2 separate regions of the Mus musculus genome follow, and region 1 is linked to region 2. A link is a loop called in an ENCODE intact Hi-C map of the cell type or tissue named here. Cell type or tissue: left cerebral cortex. All regions are shown on one strand. Links, peaks and the distances in the headings refer to the core of each region. The heading gives the core; the rest is flanking DNA. Region 1 overlaps Plekha8 (pleckstrin homology domain containing, family A (phosphoinositide binding specific) member 8). Region 2 holds the start of Mturn (maturin, neural progenitor differentiation regulator homolog (Xenopus)).

Region 1 (12,626 bases), core at 1,424-9,423, 49 kb after region 2:
CAACCTGGCTGACAGAGAGCAGGAAGGTCAAGCAACAGCTGGGTATCAACAAGCTGGTGGCAGGACCTTGACTGGCATTTGTTCAGATGGGATGTGTTTGAGAATAAAAGTTCACTACTTGGCTGGCAAATGAGTCAAATTCCAGGGACGGAAAGATGTTTTCTCTGAGCCACTGAGATTGGCTAGTTGGCACATTAGAATAAGCCTTCCAAAGTACGGATGTCTTGGGGAGTAACTGTGAACTGAGGCAAAATGCCTGAAATCACAGGTTCCTTAAATACCATAAGCATCAAACACTAGATACTGTCCAACACCATCCATGACCAAAGATGGGTTATCTCTCTGTGTCTCAGGTCTCTGTTCTTAACAGGGAAAATAAGAGTACTCTCAGTGTTAGTAGAGCAATAACTTCATGTCTCTCAGAATGTGTAGTGTGTGATAAATACTCCAAACTGTAACCTGTAAATGCAATGTGTGGTGTTTGATAGGCAATTCCTTCAGCAGTCTATTTTAGGGAATAAGAATTTCAGTAAAATAATGTATGTGAACAGATGTTGTGCCACAGCTAAGAACAAACTTACAGGTGGCTTGCACTTCTTACAGAGGATGAAGCAATCTGTGGGATGCATTATGCAACCACTAATAATAGTATTTTATCTCAGACTCTCATGATAGTGAAATGGTCTTAACTGGGACTAGAGCAATGGGGCTCGTCTGGCAACTGAGGCTGAGGGCTTGATCTACAAATAGCAACAAAAGTCATCACAGAATCTAGTGACAAAGACTACATAATTATACTATAAACTAAATGTAAAAATATGAATTTACATACATACCATAAACATGTGGGTATATAAAGATAAACATGTATAAATAGAACTATATATTTAAAGTAATATATAAACTAGGTCAGTATTTGAAAGAGTTAATAAAATGTATTTTTAAAAGCTAAGAAGGTAAAGCAAATGCCAGGAAGGAGGAGATGCTAGGTACCAGGCAAACACACGCATACAAATGTCTAATATCCTCATTGTTACAATAACTGTTTAAGAAGAGATTACTACATACCCACACAGTTAATATTTGAAGATAAAATCCAACTAAAAACAAAACAAAACAAACAAAAACCAAAACCCGAAAAACCTGAACTAAGAGCTGGGAGTGAACTTAATGAGCAGCAGAGGAGCTGTGAGTTGGGACTCATCACTGGGCTTAATCCCTCCTTGGTGGTATTGAGACCACAGCCTAACCAGCTCTGTTTTTCTTCTTCTCTGCAGACAACCACGTCAGAGGCACAACTCCAGTGTCACTGAAACGCTCCCACTCATAAGTCTTTGCTAGCTAGTCTTTGTGAGACATTTTCTATTGCTGACATTTTCACATTTCAAAGCCTATAAACATAAATGAGCTGACTTTTTTGGTTTTGTCTCCAAAACTAAAGCAAGCAGAAAAGACCATGTGGACCAGTTATTCTCAACCTTTGCGACCCTTTAATACAGTTCCACATGGTATGGCGATCCCCAACCATAACATTATTTTTGTTGCTACTTCATAACTGTAATTTTGCTACTGTTATGAACTGCAATGTTAAGATCTCATGCGCAGGACATCTGGTGTGCAACTCCTGTCAAAGGTGGTTCGATGCTCCCCAACGGGTCTTGGTGCACAGGCTGAGAACCACCAATGTTAACAAGACCCAGCACCTTGCTCATTATGCAACTCTAGGAGACAGGATTGACTTACCGCAAAGACCCCTCGAACTACCCAGCCATGGTGTTGCCGTAATGTTTTGCCATATGCGTTATCTTGAAAAGAAAGAGATTTTGTGGATGGTAAGATGCCAATGTGATTTGTATAATACACTGTTTAATATATGCTAACTACTGGCTTCTTTTCTTTCAAGACAAACAGAAATTTTCACCTATACTGGGGTCACTGTATCTGAACTTCAGTTTATTATCACAGTGGAAAAATTTCACAGATAACACAGTAAGGTGAGAGAAAAAGATATAGAAAATTATCATTAAATACAACTGGAACTATGCAATGAATCTAAACCATTGTTCTTTGAAATGCAGGCTCCCTTCTGGCCAGGCTTAGATACTTCTCTAATTACCCATCTTCCAGTGAGTAAAGTCATCTCTAATTCTTGACAATTCTAATGTTCACTCCTGAGATAACAAACATTTGTCTTAATTCTCTTAGTAACCCTCAATATACAGTATAGAAGCCCGAGTCCCCAAAAATGTTACAGAAAAGCAATGTGTAGCATATACACCCACGGTTCCAGTCACTCAGGAGGCTGAGCTGGAGAATCACTTGTGCCAAAAAAAAAAAAAGAGGTCAGTCTAAGCAACAGAGGGAGACTGTGTCTCAAAACAAAACAGATCGTCCTTCAAACAAACAAAATGTCTGGAGAGGATGGCCTGGAGTTAGTTATAAGGTAATCATGGAAAACTCTTAATAAAGCCATTCACACCTATTATGCTAATGATAACTGCCTATTATTTTTGATCCAGATATTTTAAAGTGAGATTTAAAAACTTGTATATAATAATTTTAATTTAAACACTTCCAGGAGTCAAGGATGGCATTTTGTGCAGGGAATCCACTTTCTGAAATACTGGGCAACAGTGTATAAAACACTTAAAGCGGACTGTGCACCATTCCCACAGACTAGATGCATGCTTGGAAGCCATCCATCTGCAGCTCGCCATGCACTTTCCTCATACGTTGCGTCCATGTCTACTCGGCATCCCAGGAGTTTATGGCATTCTTGGGTTGTTTGTACATCGCACCACAGGGATGGCTTGGTCTCTATCTCCAGGTTTTGCCTGAGCACATCTAAGTTTTCTGTTGCAAACCTATTTACTTTCCTGGGCTAATCCGGTTAGTGCAGGTACTGTGCCACTTGGTGAAGACTTAGGTGATGCTGTGATAGGCTGCACAATCATGCTCAGCTCTGACAAGAGCAAGAAGACAGACACCAGGACCACAGTATGAGTTCCTATGTGGGGAAAGCATTGCAGAGCACAGGACACTGCACTTTGCTGGGAAGTAAGCACTGGCATGGAGCTGCAGCTCAGAGGGCATGAAGCCTTCAACAGCTTTGAAATTACAGAATTTTAGGCAACTTTTATTTCATTTTTTTTGGATAAGGCTTTATTAAAAAATGTCAGTGTTTTTTAGAGTTAGCATTTCCACTTTGCACAATCTGAATTTGCGCAAAATATATTTCTATAAAAGAATGCTTCAATCCATGTTATAACATACTTTTATCTATAAGGACTTAGGTTTTAAATACAACCGATATCCTTGGCTATCCCTTGTTTGAAACAGGATGAGATGTCAGTATCAGTGTGGAGCTCATGCAGAAGGGTTAAAAATTCAATACAAATATGCACAAGTTCTTAGACAGTTGCAAGGTACACCCAATATTAAATTTATTTTTTTTCTCTTAGGCAAATAATCTAAGCAGGCTAGGACCTGGTTAAAGACACTTATCTCTGGTGTAAACCAGAAACTTAGCTGACTCTGTAGATGGCACGTGGGAAGTTTAGATGGTGCCCAGGGTTTTGGTGATGTCTTGAAAATGGTGAGTGCAGGCAGGAAAGGAAACCAAGTAAGATAGCCACACTTCCAACCCTCTCAGCCATCTAAGGAGACACAGGGACAGTAGTTACTGTGGAAGGCAGTGGGGCTCCTTACTTTCCTGTGACCCTAATCCAGGCAGAGTATTAACTGCCACTGTAAATAATCTGCTCTGGTCACCTACAGCGAAAGCTGTTCTACTTAACAAGGACTGAGTGTCTACTATAGTCCACTCGCGGTGCAGAGCAATGGATCGCAGATGAATTAAGTTCAGTCAATCTTCTGCCCTCGGGAACTCGACTGAGAAGGAGTTAGCCTTTTAACTCGCCATCATCATATAAGATACATTTGTATGACAAATGGGATTTTCAGCCAACTGCTAAGCAGAGGTTTGTACATAGTGCCAAAGGAACAGAGACTAAGCCAGCTTGGTGTACCAGACAGAGGACTTTGGGCATCCTGAAGGCTGGATAGGATATAGAGAAGGGAAGGTGATGGCTGCAGACGAGAAAGAACCATGGAACCTGGCCAAGTTGCACAACCATGAGCAGGAGTTGGATCAAACCGCGAAGGTCTTTATCCACCAAGCCGTGGATTTTGAGTTACTTCGGTAGGGTTCAGTGGCAGCTCTGAAAACGTTACTGTTTTCCTCCCTGACTTTCAGTATCCAATGGAGAAGATACAGAAAGAGCAGTGCAGCATGTGTGTACCCCTACACCTGTAAACTCACATACACAAGAAACCAGAAGACTTAACTAGCACACAACATTCCAGGGAAATCGTCTCTTTTTAGGCTGTATTAAAATAAGATGAAGTCTAAGCCTGGTCTATTCTGGCTACACAGAGAAGATCAGATAATGAGAAGCATCAATCCTCATGGCAGTTCTCATGTATTTTCATACTGCATGCTCTATAATCCAGCAGTATTCTTAGGTCTCTAAAAGGAATAAATGAGCCTGATATGGTGGTGCCCATCTCTAATCTCAACATTCAGAAGGCAGTAGTAGTAGATGGATTTCTCTGAGTTTGAGGCCAGCCTGGATTATACAGTGACAGCCAGGACTACACAGAGAGACTCTGTCTGAAAAAAAAAAAAAAAAAAACCAAAAATAAAATAAATGACCTTCTCCCAATTCGTGAGATGTGTCTGTTCCCCAGAGACTCATTCTAAATTTCTAAATGGAAAGCCTTATCATTCTGTTTGACTTTCTCTTCCTTTTACAAAGGAAGAGATGAAAGACCCGGAAAGGAAGTGACTCTCCCAAGAACAGAAAGCAATGACAATTTGGGGCATTTGTATCACATCAAATAATTCTTACAAAAATGTTTATTCTTTGTGAAAAAAATAATAACAAAAGTCTGTCTTTTATAGTCTCAAAGCAAATTCCAGAAGTAAAGACATAGTTTTATACATATACTCTTTTACCTACATTTCTACCTTAACTCAAGTCAGACAAGATAGCAGGCTCCACTTCAGAGACTGTTGTTTTTAACAAACAGGCAAAGCCACTGTCCCAGAAGAAATCTGCATCAAGGAGCCTTTGGGGTCTGAACATCTTTATGTAAATGTCCTCTTAAGGCCACGTTTGTCATGGGTGAGCAAGCCTGCCTGGGGTGCCTATGAGCCTTAGCATGCACCGCCAGACCAGAGCTCATAGAGCCTGGGTCTGTGACAGGCTTCTCCAGACTCCTGCTGAACACTGGCATTTATACTTCCGAGGGAATTCAGAGAGTGAGGAGAATTTGTGAAGTGTTTATCAGGAATGGAAGAGGATCAGAGGAAGTATGGGATGGAAATGGCAAAATACAACGTAGGCAGGAAACAGCACACGTACACAAGTAGGCAGGAAATAGTCAAAGAATTGAAAATGAAATCCCATCTGTTGACATAGTCTTGCAGCCATGTCTGATGAGGGGATGGCTAGGGTAAGTGCATTACTTCTTCACACTGAATGGCAGTGGAAACCAGGGTTATTACTAAGACATCATTTTAAGAAGAAGCCTGAGTGTCAGAATGGAACTTTAGAACTCATAGAACAGCACCAAAGGGAGGATGGGGAAGGGAGAGCAGAGCCAACGCTGGCTATGATAATTTAGTCATAGAGCAACATCTGTCCTCCCTAGTTTCTCTTCACAGAGTCAACATCTTCTGGGTCCTGTCTGTAGATCAAGGGCTGGGTGAGTGTGTAGCTTGTGGGCAGAGTGCTTGCCTGTTGTAAATGTAACGTTTATTCTCCTGATGTAACTGTTGTTTCTGAGGCGCCCTCTGTCTGCTAATGTATGCCTAGCCCTGGAAGCTTCTAGCTCATACAATCTTATCTAGGCCTAGAATGCTTTCAGTCTCTGAAGATGCCCCCTTGGAAACTGAAAAAAGTACCACCCTCTCCAAAGCAATGGAATTAACTTATTTTTCTGTTTATAACCATGGCTACTTAGTGTCTGACTTTGTCTCAACACTGCAAAAATCCAGGCTTTAGAGTAACAAGATTTCCACTCCCTCCACATACTCCAAGACTTAGGCTAGGCCTGCTGTGGTGGGATACACCTGCATTCCAGTACCTAAGAGATTAAGTGTTGGAGGTCAACCTGGGCTATATATACTGTGACACCCTATCTCAATAACACCAAACTAATGTGATTTCCACAGGTCTGGAGTGAGAACTCAGCCATGTTGTTATCAGTACACTGTGAGGATGCTACGAAGTCTAGCTTCATAGCATAGATGCATCAACGCACAACCCACATAGCAGTATTTATTTAGTAAGCACCTACATGCTATAATTACAGCACCGTGCTGGAGATACAGCTCAATCTCCTCTTACAAAGGCCTTTCTTGCAGTCTTGGCTCTGTCACTACAAGATGGACATGTGGAACAATGCAGGATGGCAGGTGGCCCCTGATCTCACTCCACAGCAACTCCCCATGAGTTCCCTGTCCACCTTCTTTCATGTGCTCTAAACTGAGCTTCTCTTCAAATATGGACTCCGATAGACTAATTTAGAAGAACTCATCTCATGTGGGTTAGGATGATACTCAGATCTTTAACACATCAGACCTAGCTGACCCGGGCACTGCACAGACCCCTAGCTCCCCTCCCTCTACTCCTTCCTTCTTATGACAAGGGATCACACTCAGGGACTCATACATGCCAGGTAAACCACATGCATCATCAGTCCTTATAGAGCCCTATTAAGAAAGCATAGAAGAAGCAGTGAATACAAGTGAAATTAATTTAAAAAGAAAAAAAAATAAACTCAAAGTAGAAATGTCTCCATATACTCTGTCCCATTTCCAGGGTTGCTATCTCAAGTCTAATTGCAGATCTATCAGAATATGAGGCACACTTACTCAGTGCTGTCTGGATATCCTTTTCTCCATTCTTCACTTCTGTCAAAAATCCCTTTAGAAATTTGAGACCTCTAAAATTAAAGAGAGGAAAAAATATTATTTTCAAAGTTCATCTCAGTATCTCAGGCAAGGTAGGGAGAGGGCAGGACAGACAGACATCCTTCCTGACCAGCTTCCCTGCCATTTCTATTAGAAAGTTCTGGACACTCCCCTCACCCTCTCTGCCATCTCTGAAACATTTTTCAAATTATGGTGCTCTAGCATTAGTATCATCTAGAATTCATGAAAAATGAAAATTCTAGAGCCCCACACCAGACTTAGCAGTCCAGAGACTCTGGTTCTGAGTTCAGTGTTTTCCCAGGCTTTGCCATCGAAGCAGAAAGCTGCTCATTTAAGAGAACCTCATTGGCTCTCCAGCCTAAAACTCTGATCTTACAAATACTACCAATATTACCAACATGTATTACTATGGGGCCAATGCTTGGCTCAGCAGACTTCCCACAGAAGGTTACAGCTTTGGTCACAGCCTCTCTGAAAGGCACGGGTGGTGTGAGCTGTGAGCATTCCAGCTGAGCTGAGCTGAGCCTGAGCTGGGTGAGCAATCCAGCTGACTCCACCTCTTACCTCTTCAGCCACAAGAGGGCTTCCGTCGCCGAGTTCCTAACCTGAGCGACGTCAGCCTCCACCTCATGCAGCACTATCTTCTGGAGGGTAGTAAACTCTTCCTTGTTGGTTATGTACTTCTGATTTACCTTCTGGAAACAAAACAAAACAAAACAGGGCAACTGTGGCAGCTGGAAACTGTGACATCACCAGTACCGTCAGTACAGAATTCAAATCTACAAGCAACAAGACTTCTAGGAGACCAAAGTCAACTTGACTATCTTTCTTGTTTTTAGGGTAATGTATTTTAAAAATTCCAAAAATTCTGTGAGCTTTAACAAACTCCAAGAGTCCCAAGCTTTAAGCATCATTCTTGGGGTACCATTGCCTCCCTTAGAAACTGTCTTCTGTTTCAAACTACTTCTCATCCTGAGCATGCACACACGCGCACGCACACACACAAACCCATCACTTGTATGAGTGAGAGCCCATGTACTTCTTTCTCTCTCTCTCCTAACGTCCCAGGAACGGTACTCACAGAACTTCCTCAACACATCACACCTAGTGATGAGTACTGTGTTTTATTTTATTTTATTTTATTCTAGAGACAGGTTCTCTCTACCCAGCCCTGTTGCCCTGGAAACTCAATCTGCAGATAAAATTGTCTTTGAATGCTCAGAGATCTTCCTGCTTCTGCCTCCCACGTGCTGAGATTTGCATGTGCCACTATGCCTGGCTTAAAAAGAGATTTAATTCACAAGTGCTAGATGTAATATACACAACTTTCACTTTTCTGGGAAGGAGGTTGAGAGTTCCTATTGTTGATGGCCCCACAGCTAGCTGTACCAGGAATTTGGTCTTCTGTATCCCAGACAAATGATAGCTATTGCCAACCAACATAGTTTTTTTTTATTATTGTTTAACCCCAAAATGCATATACTCATTGCTGACATGGCTCCCCACTGATCCAGTGGTCAGCCTACTAAAGGCTTGCCTCTCCTGCATAGCAGTTATTCCTCTACTCAAACTTCCCAGTGTGAATGATTCCCCCTCTCCTTTATATTCACCTTAATATTTCCAACAAGATCCATCTTAACAGGAGCAAACACTGTGGGACCAAGTTTGTCTGAAAAAAAAAAAAAGGATCAAAAACAATTCTGAAAAAGGTTTTGTTTTTTTTTAATTTAGGAAACATATATTATTATACTAGAAAATATTTTTATCATAATAATACATTTAGAAGCTATTTTCCCCAATATTACTCTGACTTCTGGACTTGGTCATCAGCTTTCTATCTCACTGCTTTGAGATGTGTCTCTGTGACAAGGGCCTACGTGGCAGGTCTGATGAAAGCACCTCTCATCGATTTAGAGTGTTCATTTGAAAGGCTGGTACACTGCCCAGTGTGGCAGCAACAGATGTGTGACTATTTAGTACTTTCAATGTTGCAAAGTCCAAACTGAAGTGAATTGTAAGCCTAAAATACCTATCGGTTTTTAAAGATGTAGCACCAAAGGAAAAATGCAGAAAATCTCACTAATGGCTCTCTACCCTGACTCCATGTTTATGACATTTTAGATATGCTGCTATGTAAGATACATTAATTTTTATTTTGCTATATTAATGTATCTTCTATAAACTTATATTACATTACTGATTTGACTATACTCCTAACTTTATATAATTTTAATTATTTATATTTACTAAACATAAATTTTACTTTTAAGGCATAGCATAAAAACAGAAGAGAAGGGCTGGAGAGATGGCTCAGCGGGTAAGAGCACTGACTGCTCTTCTGAAGGTCCTGAGTTCAAATCCCAGCAACCACATGGTGGCTCACAATCATCCGTAATGAGATCTGATGCCCGCTTCTGGGGTGTCTGAAGACAACTACAGTGTACTTACATATAATAATAAATAAATCTTTAAAAAAAAAACCAAAAGAACAAAATAAAAATAAAAGTTAAAGAAAAAAAACAGAAGAGAAAAAAAATAAATTCTAAAAATTATCTGATTGATCGTTTTTAAGAAAAGGTAGAAAATGATGCAGCTAAAAAGAACCCCAAATAGGAAATAAAACAGTGTGCTAAAGAACAACGGCTTCATTGGCCCTAAGACAGGAAATGAGAATTAAAAGAGGAAAAAAAGAAAACAGAAAATAGGTAAAGAATATAGAAATACAGCAAAACAGGAGTGAATGAATGTAAAGAACATAACTCATTATATAGGCAATTACCAGAAAAACATAAATTTCAATAGCTGCAAAAAAAGCATTTTAATAAAATTATCTGATTCATGACTGTGATGGTTTGTATATTCTTGGACCAGGGAGTGGAACCATCTGGAGGTGTGGCCTTGTTGGAATAGGTGTGTCACTGTGGGTGTGGGCTTAAGCCCCTCACCCTAGTTGCCTAGAAGTCAGTCTTCCACTAGCAGCCTTTAGATGAAGATGTAGAACTCTCAGCTCTGCCTGCGCCATGTCTGCCTCGATACTGCCATGTTCCCACCTTGATGATAATGGACTGAACCTCTGAACCTGTAAGCCAGCCCCAATTAAATGTTGTTTTTATAAGACTTGTCTTGGTCATGGTGTCTGTTCACAGCAATAAAACCCTAACTAAGACAATGACTATAAGAACAACCACCAGCATACAACAATCAATGTATCTACATATATTTATGCTACATATGTAAATAGCATCAAACCCATAAAGTCCAAAATTTATTCCTAATAAAACACAGTTATACGTTAACATTAGAGAAAATAAAAATGACTAAAGTATATGCATCAAATACATAACACACATATATATCATACTCATGGACTAGGAGATATAATGTTGTGAATGACATTAATTTTCCCCAGATTGGGCTTACAAATTCAATGTATGCAGCTTTAATAAAAACCCCAGTGGCCCTTTAATAGGAAATTTAAAACTAAAATTATACAGATCTGCAAAGGACCTAGAATTTCCAAAACAATCATGATAAGGAACAAAATTGTGAGTCTTGAGATTCTAAGGAAATACAAACAAATCCTGGGGTCAGGAAAGAGACCATTTATAGGCCTGAAGGTTCTGGAGCAGATAGCCAGAGCAATGTAAGAGGAGAAATAACGGTGGTTGCTTTTCTTGACAAATGGTCCTTAAATAACTAGACTGTGATGAAGACAAAACAACCCTCAATCCCAGCATCGCAATGCACGCATGAAGTAATTCCAGCATGGACTACGGCTGAGGAGATGGCTCAGTCTGTAAAGTCCCCACCTGACAAGAGTGAGCACCCAAGTTCAATCCCTAGCGCCCATGGATGGAGGAGGGGCCTCAGACATGGTGTCATAGGCCCAGTGTCTCAAACATGGGAGGGACCCTGGGAGGAAGACACAGGAAGATCCTTGGGCCCTCTGGCCAACCAGCCTAGCCTACATGCTTAGCTATAGGCCAGTAAGAGACTTTGTCTCAAAAAAAAAAAAAGGTGGCTGGCATAAGGAAGACCACCCAAGACCGTCCTCTAGCCTCTGCATACGCACACTTAATGCACACGCACACACAGCTGTACATGCATGATCAATGTAAAATTAGAAATCTAGAAAAAACATGAGAGTATCTTTATGACCCTTGATTAAAAGTAACTTTAAGACAACTAAAAACATTAACACAAAAGTCAAGTTTGTCAACATTTGAAACTTACTTTTCAAAAAACAGATTTATAAAAAGATAAACTAGGGGGCTGGTGAGATGGCTCAGTGGGTAAAGCACCCGACTGCTCTTCCGCAGGTCCAGAGTTCAAATCCCAGCAACCACATGGTGGCTCACAACCATCTGTAATGAGATCTGACTCCCTCTTCTGGAATGTCTGAAGATAGCTACAGTGTACTTACATATAATAAATAAATAAATCTTTTAAAAAAAAAGATAAACTATAAACAGGAAAGTGAGAGTCTGAAGGAAAATATCTGTGATGCATATCTATAATGGGATTTTACCTGGAATATTTAAAGAATTTTCAAAATTCAATAACAGAGCCATCCTTAGTAATAGCACTCCAAGTAATAAAATGAAATCAATCAACTTTAAACCTGGGCCAGATTTGGAGAGACATACAACAAAAAATACTGGCCAAGAACTGTATGATAATGTACTCAATATCGTGGTAGCTGGTAAATTAAAGCTCCAATGAGGGCCACTGAATATGAGAAAGGCCTAAGCCCAACTCCCTACAGCAGCGAGTGAGAAGAGGGGAAGCAACGAGAACCCAGCACATAACAACTGTGAGTGCAACTGCGCATGTGACAGACATTCCCGCAGGCCATGCTATCACAAAGCCATGCTGCTCAGTAACACCAGGAATTCTTGTCCCAGATACACAAGAGAACAAGAAATACATGCCACAAAGATAAATCTCTAAGTATGCATAGTGAGAAATGCCAAATACAAGAGTAGACAACAGTATTCCATTTACACAGAAAAGGAAAAACTAAACTATGGTGACAAGAACCAGGCTTCACAGTGGATGATGAACCAGCTGGCACAGGGAATGTTCTAGGGTGATGAAAGTGTTCTCTATTTTGATAGGGATGTAGAATACATAGGTTTATCAAAATTGACAATCATAACACTAAAGTTCTAGATGCAAGCTATACTTTAATTAAAAAGACATGAATAGGGCTTGGGAGATGGCTCAGTGTGTGGGAGGGACATCTTCTGCACAGGTGTGAAGACCAGAGTTCAGGTTCCCAGAACCCATGTCAAAGCAGGAGGTTGTGGAATCCACCTATCACTGTAAATTAAGTGGAGAGTAATGGAAGAAGACACCCAACATCAACCTCTGGCCTGGACATATATGTGCACTCAGACATGTAAACACACATACTCCTACACATGAGAAACAAAGACATGCATTAGATCATACAGTAAATATCAATATGTTAATAATATTGCTGACTTTATACTAAACAAGATTTAACGTATGTGTATGTTTAACACATATATAAATGTATTTACCTTTGAAGAAACTCCTTTCACTTAGTAAGGCATCTCCCCTCAGTACTGACAGGTTTGAAGGCCTGTTCCTGAACTACCTT
Region 2 (12,626 bases), core at 2,528-10,527:
TACACAGTAAGCAGAAGTGTCTCATTTAGGCAAAAACAGAATGGCAGCGCCCGACGCCTGGCGGTGGAGAGCATCGGTGGGGAGCACCGGTGGGGAGCACTGGTTAGGCGTTTCTCAGCTTCCTTAGCCTCAGGAAGACAGCTCCTGACTTCCCATCTCCTGACTCCACTTCTGGAGCTATTTATTGCTATCTGTTGGAGAATTTAGACTTGAACCCCAGGAAAGGTCTTCTGCCTAAAGAGCCTTCATCGACTAGTACAGCAGTTCCCAGAGTCCCAGCCTTACAGGTTTTGTGGACTTAAGAGAAAAAAAAAATCTGTAAAGATGGCTGAGAGGTTAAAAACACTTGCTTCTCTTGGTGTGATTCCCTGGCCCCTACACTATAGCGCAGGACTGTGTGTGACTCTGGTTCCAGGGTAGTCGGCACCTCTGTAGGCACCAGGCACATACGCAGTGCACATACATACATGCAGACAAAAGACTCATACACACAAAGCAATAGATAAATCAGAAAAAAAAACAAAAAACAAATCAAAACCCTTAACTGGAATCACTGTCTGCAAGGTACCATGAAGAAATAGGGGCTTGGGTCACGACAACTTGAAAAGACACCATCCACAGACTGCTAATCATCTTATTTCTACTGTCTTTACAAACATAAAGTATTTAACTTTATTTAAAATACTTCTTTCCAAAACTAAAGGTATCTAGCACTGTTAGAATACAAGGCAGGATGACTTGAGATGTAACCATGAAGTGTGTGTGTGTGTGCGCGAGCGTGAACATGCGTGCATGTGTGTGTGTGTGATAAAAGAAAGATGATAAAAGGAAAGAGTCGTAAAACCAGGTTGAGTGGCTGAAGTCCCAACGTCCTGGGCCATAAGGTACAGCCACTGTAACCGCAGCCAGGAAAATACTCCAAGCACATATAATCAAACACCCACATTAGCCAGGAAAACACTACAGCAGGAACTGGAGAAACTATCTGCAGCCACAGAAATAGATTAGATGGGAGTGTCAGACCGAAGCATGCTGGCTGCCCTGGGTACGGAGGACGCTTGGAGCTGGGGTGAGTTTGGAGCTGGGGTGAGCGCAGGCCTCCTATGATAACAGGAGATGCCGGGAGCAGGAAGTGCAGCCGAGCTGGGGTTCTTAACTGTTGACTGTCACCTGGATGCTTGTTACAATGCAGACTTCCAGGCTCATCCCACATTTTTCACTGAGAACTCAAGCAGTTCCACTACTGACCACAGCCCTGAGCTTCAATGACTCATTTGGCCTTCGCTGTCCCCACCCTGAATGACCTGCCACTCTTACAGCAAATGCCCCATGGGGGCACTGTGACTATAGGCCTTCTGTACCTCTTTCTGTTACAGCAGGTCTGAGCTCATCCACCTAAGACAGCACAAGCAAGTCGCGGGCAGGGCAGGGCAGGGCAAGGCAGGGAGTGTGTTCCACTTTCTATATAGAGATGACAAGACCTGGTCATCAAAGCGTGGCGTTAGATCACTAGGCTAACTCAATCCCTCTGAGCTCTTCTTGTCCTGGGGGCATGCTGCTAGACCTACAGCTATAAGCTGGTGAGACCAAGAGGGGTTCAGAGCACAGATTATTCCCCGGACAAAATAAAACAAACCCCACTTACTTCCTATTCCCACTGTATTAAACGCTCTCAGTATTCTAACCCAGTTAAGGCATACAGGGTTAGGTGCAGGGTGTGTGTAAATATGTCATTTCATATACTAGCTCTGAGTAGCCTCAGATTTTGGCATCTAAAAAAGTCCGCAAACCAATATCGCCATGGGCCATCTTAGCTGAAGTGTGGAGTTTCTGCTAGTGCTCTATTTTTAATTGGTGTCTCTTAATCTAAAATCCACGTAGCAGACAGAACACAGAAACCACAAACCACTTTGTGGCGCCCAACACACTTGCACACCCAGTGAGAAGAGCACAGTCAGCCATAACTAAGGCAGCCTGCCCATCGTTTTAAGCATTCTGTCAGGGAGGAAACTGGTGCTCTAAAGGTTAAGTACCTTGCTTGTGGCTACACAGGCAGCAGAAGGCAGAGAACACCCCACAGGGGTTTTGCTTGCATGCCCTCAACTGCCTCTGTGCATGCTGCCTAAGGGGGCCTTGGCTCAGCCAAGTCACAGACAGCAGTTATATTTAGAGGGGGTCTGAAAATCACAGGCGTCTGCCTGCAGACTGCCTGTCAATTAGCAGATAAGTGACTGCTGGTTCCCAATCATCTGGGCTCATAACACCCCAACGTTACCCTCTTCACGATTAGCTAACTATACAAGTGGCTTTGTTCTTCCTTGAAATAACTTCTATGAAGTTGTTTCACTTCTATGAAGTGATTCCACTTCGCGCTTGGCTCCTCATACAGCGCTCACAGTAGTAATGGGTTATAGCATGATTATCTCACTCTGGATGGGGCAATCAAAAGTAGTAGGTAAAGAGACGCCTTTCCTCTCCTTCTCACCATCGCAAGACCACAGTGCAGCCCCACCTAAATACATCACAGACACGCTCACAAATGGGAACCGTGTAAACATACGTGCGACACGAGTCCCTCCGTGAGCACGGTTTCTTTAATAATATGGCTACTGCTATGTGTTTGGATCAGAGGGGATGAAACTACACAAAATTGTGCATCTAAACATGCTTCTGATGGGTTGTCTGTCCCTGCAACCAGCAATCTCTATTCTAGGTGATGTGTAGGCACTCTTCAATTCAAGGGAGGAGGGCAGCCAGTGCTCCAACTGGACACAAACCAGCGTATTTGGGAGTGTACAGGAGCATATGAGCATGTGTACCTGTACACACACACAGAGTTCTGTTCCCTGGTACCTGAATGGCTGCCCACAATCCCCTTCTCAGGGCCGATAGCCCTCAAGACCTTCTGAGTTGGCAGAAGAGAGAACTGCCAGCTGGTTGCCCAGTTCCTGCCCCCCTTCTCCTGGGTGGCACAGCCCTTCCTTGCGAAGCCACAATTCCCAACATGGTGGACAGTTTGGAAAGGGGCTACATTGGCAGGTAGCCTTCGAGGCAGGGAGACACCCAGGAGTTGCCCAGGGGAGTGGCATTCAAAGGCATCTTTGTTCTTGAGCCTCTGAAGCTACTGTGAGCCAATTTTCAGTGAGGCGACAGAGATCTGGGCTATCAGAGTCTCTTACACATCAAGCCTCAGTTTTCTCGCCTCTAAAATGAGTACAACATCTACCTCATAGAATTCTTGCGAGGCCCAGTAAGAAGGCATCTTTCAAGGTTGAGCAGATGGCTCGGTGGGTCAAGTGCTTGCTGTATACAAGCATGAAGACCTGAATTCAGATCTCCAGCACCAGAAGACAAGATCCTGGGGTCTTGCCTGGGTACAGGAAGAGACAAGCCATGTGAGGGATCACCCCTAAGTGCCCTCACAGGCACGGAGGAACAGGGCCCTGCATATGCTTGCCTCACGATGCTGGCGGAACTCTGATGATCTGGACACCGAGTGGGGAAGAGAGAGAGAGTTAGGAGGTTTTTAGAATTGGGGCTGGAATCTGTCTTGCAGACGGCAGTGACATTTACAGCGATTACACTAACACAGGCTCCCAGATATGAGCACCACAAGCCAGGGGTACTCCCAAGCAGCCCTGCTTGGCATCCAGTGACAACAGGCTGCCACTTGAAGTCAGGTAACAGGAGGACATAGTTGTTTAAGCCTGGAAGAGAGTGATGTCCCCAAGAACACAGACAGAAGTGTGCACCTGGGGATGGCCGAACAGAATAGGGGCTAAGTACTGCTATATTCCTTTAGAGCCAACTACCTGTGCTTAGAGGCACAGTGCCATCCGTCAGATAGATACCTCTGACCAAGGAGAGACCAAGCCTTCATCAGTGTTTGTAACTATTTAAACAATCTTAAAGTTTGTAAACTGAAAGATGCTATATAATAGTCTTACTGTTAACAAAATTTCCAAATAGCAGAGATGCTACTTAATTCAAATTCCTTCAATGCTTAACAGATTTTACACACACTACACAAGTGTTCTAACTAAGCTACATTCTTAGTTCCAGGTAAGAGTTTATACAAAGATAGGGGGGAACACTAGGTCTCTGAACTTTAAATTTGCAGGACACTTGCTGTGCATCAAACTGCTAGGTCTACTTCAAAGATTGCCAGAGAACTGGTATTAGGAAGCTAATTTTGTGGGTAGGCAACTCAAGGGAAGACAAGTGAACAGAACCTAAATCTAGCTGCCACCCAAAACCAGGATCATATTTTATTGGGCAGATGTGCACCTGTCCTGTCCGGGTCTCAGGGATCCTAGGTTGAACTTCCCATGGATGGATGAGGTGTACGGACCCAGCGGGGTGGGGGGATATGTCCAGCTTTGTCATTTCACCTGATGAGCCAAGCGGTCGATGCACCATGCACCACCCCATCTTCCTCTGCTGCAGCAGCGCCTCCAGCCTCAGGCCATCGACCACACGATTACCCTCATCCCCAGCTGCCTCCATCTTACATTTGGGGACTATTATTTACAGTGCTTACAAACACTCCACGAAGCGCCATCCCTGCCCTGCCTACACACCTCCCATCACAACCGCGTGCTCTCAGTATCTCCTTCCTAAACTGTCAGCACCAGAATACCTAGTGGGAGGGATGCTGGCCAAAGGTATGGTCGCTGTAGTTCCTGGTTCTGGTCCCTCTGGACCTGGGTGTGTGGGGTTTTCCTCTGGAAAAGCCGAAAGGCCTCGGCGAGGACACAGTAGCCTCATGGCAGGCTAGAACCCGAATGGGCTACAAACACTTGCTGGCAGCTCATTGAGGAGCTAGGGAAGCAGGAGACCCGGGATAGGCGTGCCCCCGCGAACGCGCGCGTGTGCACGCGCGTGCATTTTTAAGCTCCAGGGCGTAATTCCGCAAAGAGGGTCCAAAAGATCTATCACTGCGGGTGTGGACAGAGGCTTTGTGTCCGTTTGAGAGACTCGCAGGCTGGAGAGGGGGCCCTGTTGGGAGGAGCGGCTGCAGAGTTGTGTCTGAGACCCCGAGGGGGACTGACACCTCTCGGGGACCCGACCTCGGATCCTGCCGCAGGGACTATGAGCCCCGCCCGGTGGGTGCCCCATAGAGGCTCCCATGGGATGCTCTTAGCCACGCGCCCGGTGCGCGATGGTCCGGTAGGTTGCCACACCTCCGCTCCCTGGCACCCTGGCACCCTGCCACCGCTATCCGCCCCACCCGGCCCCCCTGGAGGAGCTTGGGCAAAGCGGAGCGCGCCCGTCCCGTGCACTCACAAAGCTGTCGCCGCAGCCGTTGTCCGGACACAGTACGTAGAAGGAGACGCCCGGGTCGGCGTAGAAGTCCATCCTGCGCTCCGTCTCCTCGGCGGCGATGAGCTCAAAGGGCGTGCTGGAACACCACTTCTCCGCGACATCTGCCAGCTGCTGGAAGTCCATGGCGGCGCCGCCCGCGCCTCCTCCGGGGCTCACGGCTCCCGGGTCTGTTTACACCGCCCGCTCCGCCTCCGCCCCGCCCCCACCCCCACCGCCCGCCTTGAAAGGAACCCAAGCACCCCGGGGCCCCGCCAGTCCGGGGCCGCCCCGGCTCGTGACGTCACGAACTCTGGCCAATCCCCGGAGCCCTACTCGGCGCCGCCCGGAGCCCGGTGACGTCAGGGTGGGCGGGGCGCCCGTCTCTGCAGGTGGCGGCGGGGTGGGGCGGGGCTGGCTCCGGACCCCTGGTTTGGAGCCAGTTTGGAAGGCTTTCTCTGGAATCCGCTATAAACGCGAGGGACGCACCCAGAAGTACAGATTGCTTGGTCCTTGCCAGGGCTGATTGTAGAGGTGCTGCGAGCACCCGGGGAAACAGCTTTGCTTTCTACAGAAGCCAAAATTCGGTCCTCCCAGGAACCCAGAGTGTGTTTTCTAGACTGATTTGGAAGGAAGTGTACACGCACATCAAGCTGCGTGCTTCTTACAAATACCTTCACTGATTTGGCTTGAATTTATATTATATGACTTAAAATGGCCAACTGTTGTTTTGTTTGTTGGGTTTGAGGTTTTGTTTTGTATTTTGAGTTGCTGGAAAATTGAACCCAGAGTCGTGCTTTTCAGGCATGTTACCACCGAGCCACACCCCAACCCTGCTTGGAAAGCAAGGAGCCTGCCCGTTGACTACACCTGTTGAATGCTCTGGCTGCTGCGTGCCCAGCAGACACACTGGTTTACAGGGAGTAGAAGAGTCCTCGTCTGAACACTTGGCTTCCGGAAGGGACACATTAAATAGCATTCATTCTATAAACATTTATTCGTGGTTATTTTTAAACTGCGCCTTCTGAACCAGGAGCCTTGCTAGCTGGGGTGTAAACATGAATGAGCTGGGGTCTAAACGCCTCAGTAAGCTGGCAGTCTAGCCAAGGGGAGCCCAGCTAGTGCACCTGTTATTACAGGCAGAAGACGTTATTCCACAGTCATCTGTTTTGATCATTTCTGTGGCAGAATTTCCTTACGTTTATTTGCTTGTCTTTGCATTTGTCTTTAGACTGTGGGAGTGATTCTTCCTCTACTCCCTGACTTCTGAGGCTAAGAGAACCCACTTGACAGTGTGACTGGGATATGTCCTGGGAACCCCAGTTTCCACATCTGTGAAAATGGGTATATATTCATGACCTTATAGTTAGGGTTTGAGAAAGTGTGTGTGTGTGTGTGTGTGTGTGTGTGTGTGTGTGTGTGTGTGTGTGAAAGGAATAGAAATCCAGTGGGTTTTTCTACAATTTACTCATTTTTATCTGTATGAGTGTTTTTGCATAAATGTATTGGTGTGTACCATGTATGTGTCTGGTGTCCAGAGACCAGAAGAGGGTATTGGATAGCCTGGGACTGGAGTTACAGGCCTTTGTGAGCCACCATGTGTGTATCATCAAATCTAGGTTCTTAGGGAGAACAGCTAGATGCCTTAACTAATGAGCCATCTCTCTAGCCCTGGGTTTTTTAAATGTAGGAAATTTGATTATATGCCTAGGCTTATAGCAGTACTCATTGGTGTCCGATGTGTGAAGCAGTATTGATTAGCTTGACATTCTGTTAAACCAAGCATGAATGTTAAATTTTGGATGGCTGCTGATTTGACATGGCATTTATGTAATATGTGTAGAAATGTGCACAAGCTCGAGACTGTCTAACACCCAGAATGGATGCTGAAATTCAGTGGTGCATTAATTACACTCATCTCTCATGATCTACATTTTGACTGAAATAATGGAACAAGAGAGAGGGGTTATCTTTGTTATACAGGAGCAGAGTCTGGAGGAGGGCCAGCCAGAACACATCTGGCGAGGGGTTGATCACGAGGCTCCTCTGTGAGGGCCTTCATATAGCTTGACAGATAAGTTGAGGCAAACTCCTCTCTGCTGCCTCACTAGAGACACACATTAGAACAGAGGCTGCGTAACAAAGGACCAGGAAACTTGGTGGGATAAACTTCGGGCACAGTTTTGTAGGCTTAGAGTCTTAAAACTTACACTTAATAAGCATTGTCAACCACTTCAACACCCCTTCTAGCCCACTGTCTGAAGGGAGGGGAGAAAAGATGGTACATAGACAAGGGGATGTGGACCTGTTTAGAAGCAGTTCTTTGAGGGTGATTCCAGTCTCCGTTTGTCAGGATGCCAGCAGTCCTGTTCTGTAGAGTCAGGATAGCAATCAGGAATCAGCAGCGGCGGCATGATCCAGCAGAAGCAGCCAGGTCTCCGAGACAGTGGGAGCGACTAGGAGCAGCAGCGACCCCAAGAGAAGTTCTCTGCTGTGCTTCTCTCAAGGAAGTGAAAATCCACAGACTAGAGGTCAGCTAAGCATTGCAAGGCTAGCTATGCAAGCACACTGCCACTGTCCCTTGAGTCCCCTTTATATTCTCTCCAAACATCACAGTGTCCTCCAATAGGTCTTTCCTCAGCAAAACACCATGTGAGTCTGCATCAGATGACACAACCAGAAATTTGCACTTCAAAACTTTCTGGTTTTGTTTGTGGATTGTGTGTGTGTGTGTGTGTGTGTGTGTGTGTGTGTTGTTTTGTTGGTTTGGGTTTTTTTGGGGGGGGTGCGGGGGAGTGATGTTGGGGATGGAGGAACCCAGGTCCTCTCACACATCAGGCAAGCAATTTCCCCCTGTGCTGCAGACCCAGCCTAAGGTTACTGTCGTCTTTTAAAATCGTGATACTTACAGAAGTGCAAGGCAGAGCACCAGAACTGTGCTTGACTCCTCAGTGACACCTGTACTTCTGTGACTGAATCAGGAACGCAAAATGGTCGGACGGCCACCGGGCAGGAGTGAAAGGCGGCCACCGGGCAGGAGTGAAAGGCACTTAGCTGGGTGCAGGGTTTACTTACACTAAGATTGGCTCTCTGTAAAGCAGTTCAACCACAAACTCTAGAATCCCAACACCCAGAAAGGGAGGCTCGCTCTCAGCTCACATGGAGCTCTCCATAGACCGTCTCAAGAAACCTTTTGTGTTTCTTTTTTTTTTTTTTTTTTTCCGGTGCCCTGTGCTGGTCTCCTTGGAAGAAAGAACCTCAATTAAGAAATGTCTTCATCAGATTGACCCACGGGCAAGTCTGTAGGATGTTTTCTTGATTGTTGACTGATGTAGGAGGACAGTCCGCCATGGGGAGGTGCCACTCCTAGGCAAGGGGTCCTGGGAAATATAAAAAAGATAGCTGGCCTTGATCCCAAGAGCAAGCCAGTAAGCAGACGCCAAGGTTTCAGCTTCAGATCCTGACTCCAGGCACTGCCTAGGCTCCCTACTATGATGACTGTGAGTAGTAGTATATGTAACTCAAATATGTAATATGTAACTCAAAATGTAACTCTTCCCTCTCCAGGGTTTTTTTTTTTTTTTTTTTTGCCAGTTTTTTTCTTTTAAAACCAAATCACAGCAATATAAAGCAAACCAATACAGACTCTTTTTCCTTTTGTGATCATAATAATTTCAAAGAAAGATTGTTTATCATCATCATCACCACAGGGTTGGGGGTTGGAGCGAGGGTCTTATGCAGGCAAGGCAAGTACTCTACCCCTGCGCTATAACCCAGCCTTAAAACAAGTTTAGTCTAGTCCTGTAAAATCCAGTATAAAATTAAGTTCTTTCTAGAGGGTGGGTTTTCTTTTTTAGATTTATTTATTTATTTTATGTGAGATACACTGCCGCTATCTTCAGACACACCAGAAGTGGGCATTGAATCCCTGTTACAGATGGTTGTGAGCCACCATGTGGTTGCTGGGAATAGAACTCAGGACTTCTGGAAGAGCAGTCAGTGCTCTTAACCGCTTTGCCATCTCTCCAGCCCACCTCTAGAAGTTTTCATAAGAAATCTGATAGATTATAAAAAGATTTGTAATCCTGTTGCTAAGAAACCTTTACAATCACATTCATCCATGTATCTCTAAAAGTGGATGAATTTATTTCCTTTTAAATTCTCCCCAAATTCTTGTTTCCTAGAAGTAACATTTCTCCCCCTAAAGCTGGGATCCTACAAGGCAGATATCAGACAATCTCTCTAAGCTGTCTTCATGAGTACTGGTGAATGAAGTAAATCATGTTTTCTTTAGCTTTAAAGTCCAGCTAGACATGGTAGCAATGAGTATAATTTTAATATGTTGGAAACTGAGGCAAGAAGAGTGGTAGTTTGAGGCAAGCCTGGGCTACACAGTTCAGGCTAGCCTGAACTACATATGGCAACCCTATTTCAAAAACTGCAACAACAACAACAACAAAACAAAACCAACCAACCAAACAAACAAACAAAAAAACCCAGTGGATGGCCAAATCTAATGAAAGAAGTATTATCCTCTGGTATGAACTGAATATGAGTTGTTTCTTGTGTGAATTGAACATGGATTATCTCTGGTGTGAACTGGACATGGATTGTCTCTGGTGTGAACTGAATATGAGTTGTTTCTTGTGTGAACTGAACATGGATTGTGTCTGGTGTGAACTGGACATGGATTGTCTCTGGTGTGAACTGAATATGAGTTGTTTCTTGTGTGAAATGAACATGGATTGTCTCTGGTGTGAACTAAACATGGATTGTCTCTGGTGTGAACTGAATATGAGTTGTTTCTTGTGTGAACTGAACATGGATTGTCTCTGGTGTGAACTGAACATGGATTGTCTCTGGTGTGAACTGAATATGAGTTGTTTCTTGTGTGAATTGAACACGGATTGTCTCTGGTGTGAACTGAACATGGATTGTCTCTGGTGTGAACTGAACATGGATTGTCTCCCACAGGCACATATTTGGAATGCTTGATTCCCAGATGGTGATGCTGTTTGAGGAGAGCTTGTGGAGGTAGCTGCTAGGTGGAGGAAGCTGGTCCTTAAGAATATATTATCCCTTGCTACTTCCTGCTTCCTGGTTGGCCATGAGGTCAACATCTTTTCTCTTCCCTGTTTTTATTCCCATTTTGTTCTACAGAGTTACATGGGGGCGGGAGGCAAGCAATGATGACTATGCTTTCCAAAGAGCAAGACCAAATAAATCTTTCCTCCCTCCAGACACCATGCCTTCCTCACTGTCTTAGTTACTTTATTATGATGATGATAAGATCCAATGTCAAACAACTTGCAGAAGAACCCTTTTAATTGAGGTCTCATGGTTCTAAGAGGTGGGAGTCCATGACCATGACCCTGACAGGCAGGCATGGCACTGGAGCAGTAACTGAGACCTTACATCCAATCCTCAAGCAGGAGACAGAGAAGGAGAGGGAGCTGGGAGTGGCCATTGGCTTTCGAAACCTCAAAGACCACCTCTAGTGACACATCTTCTCCCGCACGGTCACACTTCCTAATCTTCCTGGAACAGTTTCACCAACCAGGGGGCCAAGCATTTAAACATATGAACCTATAGGGGCTGTTCTCATTCGAACGACCACACTTCCCATGATGTAGTACCTTCCTCAAATCAACTTCTTTAAGTTGTTTCTAGCGGGGCGTTTTGTCACATTAATGAGAAAAGTTGAAACCAAAATAGCCCATAGTAGAACCTTCAGACCAACATTGACTAAAACAAGAATTATCTCTAAATGATGACTTAAAATTGTTATGATTTAATTTATAATTAGTAATCCTTAAATGGGAAGGTCGAGAGAGAGTGCCAAAGTCTAACGACTCAACAGGAAAATGTGTTTGCTTATTCCAAACAATATTCCAAATGAAGACACTGAAGCCACGCCTGAAAAAAGATAGAAATAGAGATGTGGGCGCTGAGCACAGTGGTCACCATTATGTTCAAGGAATTCTGGATTACAAGGAGGATTGTGGGGCATACTCTGTCATGAGCATGGCGTGGAGATGCTAAGGAGCAAGCCCTTGCCTCTTTATGAAGCTTCATGGGTAACTGTGTCACACATGCCCACTGGAAGATCCCTGTCTAGGAAGAACCAGTCAAGGGAAAGACAAGGGAGGAGCCAGACAGAAGGAGCCCATAACACAGGCAGATCAGGCAGCATGGCCAATATTCAGTGCTCATAGAAAACCATGTCAGCTGGGGTGGTGGTGATGCCATCCTACTTTTAATCCAAGCACTTGCGAGGCAGGGACAGGTGGGTTCTCAAGTTCAAGGCCAGCCTGATCTACAGAAAGAGTTCCAAGACAGGCAGGGCTACACAGGGAAACTCTTGTATCAAAGAACAAAAGGGAGAGAGAGAGAGAGAGAGAGAGAGAGAGGGAGGGGGGAAGGGGAGGGAGAGGGGGAGGGGGAGGGGCAGAGGGAAGGGAGAGGGGAAGGGGGAGAAAGAAAGAAGGAAAGAAACAAAGAAAAGGATGAAAGGAAAAGAAAAAGAAAAAAAGGAAAAAAAGGAGAAAAGAAAGAGAAAAGAAAGGAAGACCACGTTAGAAGAGTCTTGATCAGCATTTTCCTAGAAGATTAGACCAAACTATAAACAGTCGAGGCACTTCAGGTGTCCAGGGCTTCCTTCTGATGCTTGCTACAATACTTCATCCACACATGTTTGCCTGCAGTTGGTCAGGCATCGCTTTGGATTTGGTGATCTTTCTTCTGCAACTCTTACACTATCATCAAAGAAATCAGGACCTTTCCATGATTGTGGGGGAGCAGGGCATGACGAGGGGCTCACTAGAATCATCACTGTGATGGGTTTTCCTAACACTTCAAGGGGTAGCATAATAGATTTTGGGGTGCGTGTGCTTTACTATAATGAGGCAGATTTTTAAAAATAGTATTAAAGAAGAGCCCAAGGCAATATTGGTGATACTGCCCAGCCCACTGCTCTTATCCAGAAAAGTGTTTTTTCAAAAAAGAAGAAGAAGAGATGACTGAAACAGGGAATTCTGCTTTCGCTGGAGACTCTGTTGTGTCATGTGACTTTTTTTTTTTCTTTTTTTGGGAAACTGCCTTATGAGAGGATATTTTTCTGAAGCAGACACAGGAGAAGATTTTGTTGAGGACAGACACATGATGTTTTGCTGGAAGCTGCCTGGTGAAAGGCATGTGATGTTTAGCCAGAGCAAACACATAATGTTTGGAAAGAGTGTAAGTATAACCCAACAGACAATGGATGGTGCTCTGGCACGGGTTAGCCTTGCAGCTCTTTGCTGGTCATCGCTGGGCTTCACTGATGA

The links. A loop is a pair of places that touch in the nucleus more often than their neighbours do. Peaks named below come from ENCODE experiments on the same cell type or tissue, not always from the same donor. Only the 100,000 strongest peaks of a DNase experiment are listed, where the experiment ranks them.
Region 1: a loop joins it to region 2, with 2.2 times the contacts of the local background. A loop is called at or near these places in 2 of 42 quality-filtered maps.

The regions. Positions count from the first base shown.
Region 1 is chr6:54,624,889-54,637,514 of GRCm38, reverse strand. Plekha8 (pleckstrin homology domain containing, family A (phosphoinositide binding specific) member 8) reads right to left here. Exons shown (of 14, transcript NM_001164361.1): 10 at 8,611-8,669; 11 at 7,565-7,695; 12 at 6,941-7,011; 13 at 1,744-1,805. Among named protein-coding and RNA genes, the nearest start is that of Gm34249, 26 kb to the left of the region's middle. In left cerebral cortex, for the core only: CTCF peaks have their summits at 5,863 and 7,581 (motif pointing right); DNase peaks (open chromatin) are centred at 2,283, 5,857 and 7,581.
Region 2 is chr6:54,674,592-54,687,217 of GRCm38, reverse strand. Mturn (maturin, neural progenitor differentiation regulator homolog (Xenopus)) reads right to left here and starts at 5,594. Exons shown (of 3, transcript NM_001289740.1): 1 at 5,287-5,594. The coding sequence starts at 5,448. In left cerebral cortex, for the core only: no CTCF peak of the experiment used is centred there; DNase peaks (open chromatin) are centred at 4,685, 4,916, 5,637 and 6,116; H3K4me3 peaks cover 2,025 bases; H3K27ac peaks cover 1,118 bases.